Regions from separate parts of the Homo sapiens genome. Here region 1 is linked to region 2. The links are chromatin contacts, found by Hi-C or POLR2A ChIA-PET in ENCODE. All regions are on one chromosome and are shown on one strand. The core of a region is the stretch at or near the end of the contact, and the rest is flanking DNA. Distances in the headings are between cores, read along the strand shown.

Evidence for each region. A loop is a pair of places that touch in the nucleus more often than their neighbours do. ChIA-PET counts read pairs that join two places held with the same protein, here RNA polymerase II (POLR2A). Pooled maps may share reads with other maps.
Region 1: a map of heart left ventricle shows a loop between it and region 2 (2.1-fold over the local background). The contact joins the promoter of ABHD4 here to the enhancer-like site in region 2. A Hi-C loop is called at or near these places in 3 of 168 maps with a recorded cell type or tissue (dorsolateral prefrontal cortex, endothelial cell of umbilical vein and heart left ventricle), 4 of 37 single-sample maps with no recorded cell type and 9 of 50 pooled maps. POLR2A ChIA-PET finds 5 or more read pairs at or near these places in 5 of 52 experiments (A549, CD8-positive, alpha-beta memory T cell, OCI-LY7 and 1 more).

What each region holds. Positions count from the first base shown.
Region 1 is chr14:22,595,239-22,599,979 of GRCh38, forward strand. ABHD4 (abhydrolase domain containing 4, N-acyl phospholipase B) reads left to right here and starts at 3,062. Exons shown (of 7, transcript NM_022060.3): 1 at 3,062-3,091. The coding sequence starts at 3,069. RefSeq lists a silencer at 2,747-2,946 and an enhancer at 3,057-3,296.
Region 2 is chr14:22,710,481-22,715,421 of GRCh38, forward strand. All of the region lies in intron 2 of OXA1L-DT (OXA1L divergent transcript), which reads right to left. Among named protein-coding and RNA genes, the nearest start is that of OXA1L-DT, 54 kb to the right of the region's middle. Within about 2 kb of position 2,536, at least 3 of the 41 ENCODE cell types and tissues checked have a DNase peak (open chromatin) inside an H3K27ac peak, as active enhancers do; they include OCI-LY7 and endothelial cell of umbilical vein, where a contact is called at or near this core.

The DNA.
Region 1 (4,741 bases), core at 1,812-4,311, 110 kb before region 2:
ATAATAAATGAGTAAAAACAATGCAAGATAATTTCAGATAATGTTATGTGTTATGAAGAAAATAAAAATAGGGTAATGTGACAGAGTGATGGGGGGCTCTCTTTAGATCCTGTGGTCAAGAAATGCCTCAGATGAGGGGAAGTTTGAGCTGAGCTCTGAATACAAAGTTATCAGCTCTGCAAAGCCAAGAACAGCCTAGGGTAGCAACAGATAGAAAGTCTGTGTTTACCACTAGAGCAGGTTGTTTATTTCCTTTTGATAATTGCTTTTATTTATTTTTTCTTTTTTTAGAGACAGAGTCTGACTCTCACCTAGGCTGGAGTGCAGTGGTGGGATTATAGCTCACTCTAACCTCTGACTCCTAGACTCAAGTGATCCTCCTGCCTCACCCTTCGGAGTAGCTGTTACTTTTGGTGTGCATTGCCATGCCCAGCTAATTTTTTTCATTTTTGTAGAGATAGAGTCTTGCTATGATGCCCAGGCTGGATAATTGTATTTTTAGTGCTCAACATAATTCTTGGCATTGAATAACAGCAACAACAAAAATAAGTAATATTCGTATCACAAATAAGTGTACCACATGTTTATTTGAATTATCTTGGTTAGTTCTCACAAGATACAAGCCAGAGGAAGAAATTAAGAGATGCTAAATAACTTGGCCAAGGATTTACAGTGGATAAGTGGCAAAGCAAATACTGAACTTAACCAGGCTTCATGACTCCAGAATCTATACTTCTAACCAACCAGTGAGTCTCGTGGAGCACCAGTATCTGCGGTGCTTCCTAAAAATGCGGCTTTCTAGCATCAAGCCAAACCAGCTGAATCTGAATCTCAGAGGGTAGGTGCTAGAAATCTGAATTTTTTTTTCCAAGATGGAGTCTTGCTTTGTCCCCCAGGCTGGAGTGCAATGGCACGATCTCAACTCACTGCAACCTCCTCCTCCCGTGTTCAAGCAATTCTCCTGCCTCAGCCTCCTGAGTAGCTGGGATTACAGGCACGCGCCACCACACCTGGCTAATTTTTGTATTCTTAGTAGAGATGGGGTTTCACCATGTTGGCCAGGCTGGTCTCAAACTCTTGACCTCGTGATCCATCTGCCTCGGCCTCCCAAAGTGATGGGATTACAGGCGTGAGCCACCATGCCCAGCCCAGAAATCTGAATTTCTAATAAATCCACCAGATGATTCTATGCATACTGAAGTTTAGAACCACTGTGCTTTGTTGAAAGATTGAACGAAGCCAAGTTTGTTGGCTCACCCCTGTAATCCCAGCACTTTGAGACCCCAAGGCAGAAAGATAGCTTGAGCCAAGGAGTTTGAGACCAGCCTGGGCAAAATAACAAGACCCCATCTTTACAAAAACTAAAAAAAAAATTAGCTGGGCACATGTAGTCCTAGCTACTTAGAAGACTGAGGCAAGAGGACCCCTTGAGCCCAGGAGTTCAAGGCTGCAGTGAGCCATGATCATGACACTGCATTCCAGCTTAGGTGACAGTGAGAATCAGTCTCAAAAAAAAAAAGGTTGCATGAAAGAGACAAGTCCTCTGCTAGTTGAACTACTTTGTACCACATCTGGCAAATTCCTAAGCCCCTAAACTCTATAAATGCTGGTTCTCCTAAACGTTAAGTCTTTATAATGATCAGCTTAACACTGTGTTGCTACAAAGAAGAAATCTCAGAATCATCTGGGTCCTGCAGGAAGGCTAAAGAAAAATGCTTTGATAAACCCCTGTGCACCAGCATTCTCTCACCCATCCTCCACCACTCCCCAGTCTGGTTTTTTTTGTTTGTTTGCTTGTTTGTTTTTGGTTTTTGAGATGGAGTCTCACTCTGTCTCTCAGGCTGGAGTGCAGTGTCACAATTTTGGCTCACTGCAACCTCCGCCTCCTGGGTTCAAGCAATTCTCCCTGCCGCAGCCTCCCCAGTAGCTAGGATTACAGGTGCCTGCTACCACACCTGGCTAATTTTTTGTATTTTTAGTAAGAGATGGGGTTTCACCATGTTGGCCAGACTGGTCTCGAACTACTGACTGCAAGTGATCCACCCACTTTGGCCTCCCAAGGTGCAGGGATTACAGGCGTGAGCCACCGCGCCCCACCCCTAGTCTGGTTTTAACTAAGGGGATGATCTGAAATCTGACAGTTCCAGGGAGGTCAGGCCCTGTTTACCGGTACAAGCAAATTCAGCAGCCAGCCTCAAGATTTAGCTCCTCTGCTGAGCAAACTGAAGTGCACTCAGGACCTCTGGGCCAAGCCAGCCTTATCTCCCTGTCCCCGCATTTACATACCGAAAGGAGACCTAGCCTTATTGGTGAGTCCTTCAACTGTTATCCTCCAAACTGAGGGTGACCTGGAGTTGAGCTATATTTTCCCTGGAAAATAGGTTGGGGTCAGAGTCAACATCAGAGCAGAGATATGCCCATTTTGGCAGATGTCATATAGGTTTAGGTTTGCCAGAGAAAATACAGGATGCCTACTTATGTCCCAAATACTGCATGGCCCATACTTATTCTAAAAAAGTATTTGCTTTATTTAAATCTGGAATTTACATTTAACTAGGTGTCCTGTATTTTAGTTTCGAAATCTGGCATCCAGGCCCTTTGTAGGAGCATTCAACCAATGGCGTTGTCTCCACAAACATTTAAGCCTCTTACTAGAAGGAACATTAACAAGGGTCGATTTCAGGAGGACACAGTTACAATGGGAAGCCCAAAGAGTGGGTGCGAGCGTGCAGGCGTAGTTCTACCACTTTTTAGTTATGAGAGAAGGGAGGGCTGTCGGAGCTCCTGCAAGGACTCCCCCAAATGTGTGACCAGGATTACTGTCCCATTCTGAGACCGTCAGAGACATCTCTGCCGGGACACATGCCAGTGATTGAAAACACAGCAAGGGCCCCACTAGCTGAAACCAAGTTGCAGAGTTTTGAGGGTCCCACCGCCGACCGCCGGCCCGCCGCGAGCCCTGCCCCCTGCGCGGCCACGCCCCCTTGCTCCCCGCGGCCTCCCGGGTCAGCTGGTGCTGGCGTCAGGCGCTGGGCGGGCTCGCCAGGACCTGGCAAGGCTTGTTTACTATGGCCGATGATCTGGAGCAGCAGTGAGTTAATCCTGTCCCTTTCTCTCTTTCTCTCTCTCTCTCTGGGCCATGATCCTGGGACTGTCTGTGGCTGAGGAACAGTTGTAGACACCTTCCCGCTCTTCCTTTTCCAGGTCGGCCTCCGGGGAGGGCGGGGGGTGGGTGCGTTGCTTGCTTTGCATTTGCCCAGAAGAGGCAGCGGCTGAGCCTGGGGAGCCATGGGAGACGCGCTCGCCCGCAGCCCGGGGATCCTGGCTTTCTACCTTAGTCCTCGCGAGTGCCCCTCATTCTCCTCTGGCCTCTGGAGAGATTCCATGTTGATGTGTGAGATCCCCGAAAGCAAGCTTGTGGGACGCGGGTGCGGAGGTAGCAGCCAGGCGTGCTCGTCTCGACTTGCCCCCCAGAACGGCAGTCGTGGGGATGGAGAGAGCCTCCTCCCTCCGCCCGGCAAAGAGAAGATGTGGAGAGACTGGAGAGGTCTCCATCGCGCTGAAATTGGTGTGGAACAACGGGCTTGCAAGTTTCTTTAGCTGTCGCCCACCGAGACACGTAGCCGCATGTGATCCTAGTTGATAATGCTTTTAATAATCGTAACAACATCTTTAATGCAATGGTTTCAGATTTAGAGCTATTGGGATTTGCTACCACTCTTTCAAGGGCATCAGGTTTGGGATACCACCTGTAGGTGGTGTGACTAGCAGTTCGCAATCTGATAGGAGTAAGAAAAAGTTGCTACGAGAAGAATGACTCAGCTCCCAGCCGAGCCTTGGTTTCACCAGAACTGGGCCTTTCCTGGACCCAGTAATCCTGTTTTTCAGACCTGTAGAACTGGAAGTCCGGGGAACTAATTAACTTTATGACCATAATTAATAGCTTGCTGGGCTTGAAAGAAATGTCCAGGGGAATGTTTTACTTTCTAAGATGACTTTTCCAAGAGGAAATTTGCAATGCTTTAAAGGACTTAGGGAGGCAGAATATTAGAGCTGGAGGACATGCAGGTAGTTCAGCTCCTTTTTAAAAATGAAGAAGCTGGTGTCCATAGAAATTAGGAGACTTGCCCAAGATCACAGAGGTCTAGAACAGGATTCTCTCCCAGCACAGAACCCCTTGTGCTTCACCCCCATCAAGTTGACAGAGACCGTCCTAGCCAGGTTAAGTTCATGGCTGAATGTCTTTTCTGCTCCTTGCCTCAATTTCCCACTCCAGCCCTTACCTCCCGCATAGTTTTGAGCACATACAGTGTGCCAGGCACCATTTCCAGTGTTTACTTGTAACATTTTTGGTGAAGAAGGAAAGCAAAGTAATTCTCCCACCAAGGACTCTCTGCTGAGCAGTCTATGATGCTGTTCCTTGGGTAGCGTTTCTCCTGAACTCTGCTTTGTACAGTAACAGGACAATGTGGGATCCAGGTGTTATGATCTGACTTGTCACAGTCTGTGATTTAGAGAGAAAATTTGTCTCTTAAGGCTGACAAAATCCTGTGGTCTTGGTCCCCGTGCTTCAAGCCTACAAGGAATTCCAGTAGAATATTAAAAGGATTCTGAGTCTCCCTAGGATTAGATCGATTGATATTGACAACTCTCATCTGGCTAAAACCATTGATGTATCACTCCCAGCTGCAACCCCAGTTTTTCTTTCAAACTTCAAACATCCACTGAGAGTTGCTACTTG
Region 2 (4,941 bases), core at 1,286-3,785:
TACAATCTTTGCGACATTGGGAGTAATATCATTTTCTCCCCCAGTGCATATTACAAACAATATCACAGAAGGATGTACACCCTCTGTGATATTGGGAATACTTTTATGCTCCCCCCTGAAAAACTATAAACAACATCATAGGGGAGTGTATACTCCATGCGATATTGGAAGTAATGCCATCCTCTCCCCCTCTGAATATTATGAACAATATCACAGGAAGGTGTACACTCTGCAATATTGGGAGTAATACCACCCTCTCCTCCCCTGGATATTATCAACAATATCATAGGATGGGGTACACACCCTGTGATATTGGGAGTAATATCATCCTCTGCCACCCTGGATATGACGAACGTTATCACCGAGAATGTACACACAGGGTGTTTACGATATTGCGAGTAATATCAACTCCCCCCTAAATATTACAAACAATATCACAGGGGGGTGTACACCCCCAAAATCCACAGGGGAAGAGAATAATATTACTCCCAATATCGCAGGGGGAGTACAATCCCCCTGTGATATTGTACCTAATATCAAGGAAGAGAGAGGATGATATTACTTCCAGTGTCGCAGGGGGTGTATTGTTCCTAATATCCAAGAGGAGACAGGATAATATTATTCCCAATATCGCAAGAGGTGTGCATCCCCTCTGGGATATTGTTCCTAATATTCAGTGGGGGAGATGATATCACTCCCAATGTTGTAGACAGTGTACACCCCCTTTGTGATATTGTTCCTAATATCCTGGGAAAAAGAGAATGATGTTACTCCCAATATCGCAGAAAGTGTACACGCCCCCTGTGATATTATTCCTAATATTCGGGGGGGAGAGGATTATATTACTCCTAATATCGCAGGGGGTGTACGCCACCACTGTGATGCATTTCCTAATATCCAGGGAAGAAGAGAAGAATATTATTCCCAATGTTGCAGGGGGTGTATACCCACCCCATGATATTGTGCCTAATATCCAGAAGGAAACAAAATGATATTACTCCCAATATCGCAGGGGGTGTACACTTTTCCTGTGATATTCTTCCTAATATCACAAGGGTGAGAAAAGGAAAAGTCCCAATACTGCAGGGGGTGTACACCCCCACCGTGATATTGTTCCTAATATTCATGGGGGGAGAGGATGATATTACTTCCAATATCGCTAGGGGTGTACACCCCCACGTTATATTTCCCGAATATCCAAAGGGGGAGAGGATGATATTACTCCAAATATCGCAGAGGGTGTAGACCCCTTCTGTAACATTGTTGCTAATATCCAAAAAGGGAAGGGATGATATTACTCTCAATATCGCACAGGTCATACACCTCTTCTGTGATACTGTTCGTCATATCCACAGTTGAAAATAATGATATTATGCCCAATTTCACAGGGGGGGTACAACCCCCAGGTGACAATGTTTCTAATATCCAGGTGGAGTGAGGATGATATTACTTCCAATATCGCAGGGGGTGTATGCACCTTCTTTCGTATTGTTCCTAATATCCAAAGTGAGAGAGGATAATATTACACCCAATATCACCGGGGCTGTACACCTCACTTGTGATATTGTTCCCAATATTTAGAGAGAGAGAGAGAGAGGATATTATGCCCAATATTACAGGGGGGTGAACCACTGTTCCTAATATTCAGGGACGCAGAGGATGATATTATTCCCAATGTCGCAGGGGGTGTACACCCCTTCTGTGATATTGTTTCTAATATCCAGGGGAAGAGAGCATAATATTTCTCCCAATATTGCAGGGGGTGTACACCCACCTTGTGCTATTGTTTTTAATATCCAGGACAGAAGAGGATACTATTAGTACAAATATCAGAGGGGGTGTAAAACCAGGGGTAAAGAGAATGATATTACTCCCAACATTGCAGGGAATGTACATTCACCTTGTGATATGGTTTCTCATATCTAGAGAGGGAGAGGATAATATTACTCTCAATATCGAAGGGGGTGTACACCCCTCCTGTGATGTTAATATCCAGGTTAGGGGAGGATAATATTACTCCCAGTAATGCAAGGGGTGTACACCCCTCCTGTGATATTTTTCCTAATATCCAGGGTGGCAGAGGTTGATATTACTTTCAATATTGCAGGGATGTACACATCCCTTGTAGTATTGTTCCTAATATCCAGAAGAAAAAAGATGACATTACTCCCAATATTGCAGCAGTTGTACACCCCCTTTGTGATATTGTTCTTAAAATATAGCAGGGAGAAAATGATATTACTCTCAATATCGCGGAGAGTATACAACTCCCCGTGATATTGTTCCTAATATCCAGGTTCGGAAAGGATGATATTACTTTCAGTATCTCAAGAGGTGTACACCTTGCCTGTGATATTGTTCCTAATTTCCATGGGCGAAGAGGATAATATTACTCGCAATATTGCAGGGAGTGTACAGCCCTCCTGTGATATTGTTCTGAATATCCAGAAAGGAAGAAAATGATATTACTTCCAATAACGCACGGGATGTACACCCCCACCTGTGATATTGTTTCTAATATGCGGAAGTGGAGAGGATTATATTACTCCCAATATCGAGATGTTGTACAACCTTTCTGTGATATTGTTCCTAATATCCAGGGGGGTAAAGGATAATATTACTCCTAAGATCACAGTTGGTATACACCTCTCTGTAAGGCTGTTTCTAATATCCAGGGAAGGAGAGGATGATATTACTCTTTTTTTTTTTTTTTTTTTTTTTGAGGCGGAGTCACGCTCTGTCACCCAGGCTGGAGTGCAGCGGCGCGATCTCGGCTCACTGCAAGCTCCGCCTCCCGGGTTCACGCCATTCTCCCGCCTCAGCCTCCCGAGCAGCTGGAACTACAGGCGCCCTCTACCGCGCCCGGCTAATTTTTGTATTTTTTTTTTTTTTTTTTAGTAGAGACGGGGTTTCACCGTGTTAGGCAGGATAGTCTCGATCTCCTGACCTCGTGATCCGCCCGCCTCGGCCTCCCAAAGTGCTGGGATAACAAGCGTGAGCCACCGCGCCCAGCCGTGATATTACTCTTAACATCGCAGGGGGTGTACACTTCCCCTGTGATATTGTTTCTAAATCCAGAGGGGAAGTGGATGATATTACTCCTAATATCGCACGGCGTGTACACCTTTCCCACCATGATATTGTTCCTAATATCCAGGGCGGGAGAGGATGATATTACTCCCACTATCGCAGGGGTTGCATACCCCCTCTGTGATATTGTTTTTAATATCCAGGGGGCAGAAGATGATATTACTCCCAATATTGCAGAGGGCGTACAAAGCCCCGCCCCGTGATATTCTTCCTAATATCCAGGAGGGGAGAGGATGAAATTACTCTTTATATTGCAGGAGGCATACACATCCGTGTGATAATGTTTTTAGTATCAGTTGGGGAGAAGATGATATTACTTTCAAAATCGTGGGGGTGTACACCCCCCGTTGTGATATCGTTTATAATATCCAGGAGGGGAGAGGATGATATTACTCCCAATATCGCAGGGGGTGTGCACCCTCCCTGTGATTTTATTCCTAATATTCAGGTGGGAAGAGGATGATATTACTCCCAATATCGCAGGTGGGGAAAACACCCCGCCTGTGATATTGTTCTTAATATCCATTAAGGGAGCAGATGATATTACTCCCAAAATTGCAGTGAGTGTACACCCACCCTGTAATATTGTTCCTAATATCCCGGGAGGGAGAGTATGTTGTTACTACCAATTTCGAAGGGGGCGTACACCCCCTCTGTGATACTGTTTTTAATATCCAAGGGGAAAGAGGATTATATTACTCCCAATATCGCAGGGGGTGTGCACTCCTATGTGATATTGTTCCTAATATCTAGCGGGGGTAGGGGATAATATTACTCCAAATATCGCAGGGAATGTACACGTTCTCTGGGATATTGTTTTTAATATTTGAGGATGGAGGATGATATTACTTCCAATATTGCAGGGAGTGTACACCCACCCTCTCATGTTTTTCCTAATATCCAGGGGAAAAACTATTACTCTTAATATCACAGGAGGCGTACACACCCCAGCCCCCGATATTGTTCCTAATACCCGGGGGGGCGGGGAGAAGATAATATTACTCCCAATATCAGAGAAAGTGTACATTCCTTCTGTGACATCGTTTCTAATATCCATGGAAGAAGATTATATTACTTTCAAATTTGCAGATGGTGTACACCCCTCCCCCCCGTGATATAGTTCCTAATATCCAGGAGGAGAGAAGATGATATTACTCTCAATACCTCAATATCGCAGGGAATGTAAACACCCCTGTGATATTGTTCCTACTACCCAGGAGGAGGGGATAAAATTATATTACTCCCAATATCGCAGGCGCTGTACACCCCACTGTAATATTTTTCCTAATATCCAGAGCGAGAGAGGATATTATTACTCCCAGTATGGCGGAAGGCGTACACCTTCCCTGTGATACTGTTCCTAATATCCAGGGGGAAAGAGTATGATATTACTCCCAATATTGTAGGAGGTGTACACACCCCAGTGATATTTTTCTCTAATATGCAGAAGGGGAGAGGGTGATATTACTCTCAATTTCGCAGGTGCTGTACACCCCCTGTGATATTGCTCGTAATTTCCAAAGAGGGAGATGATATTACTCCCAATAACATAAACACACTGTGTTGACAACTCCCTGCCATGTGGCTCGTAATGTGGGAGAAGGGGGTGACATTACCCCCATATGGTGGGGGTGGACACCCTCCCACCGTGTGGCTCATAACCTCCAGGGCAAATGGGGGGAGTGATATTACTCCCCATATGGTGGGGGTGGACACCCCCCTGCCATGTGGCTCATAACCTCCAGGGGGGTAGAGGGGGGTGATATCACTTCCCATATGGTGGGGGTGGACACCCTCCCACCATGTGGCTCATAACCTCCAGGAGGGTAGATGGGCGTGATATCACTTCCC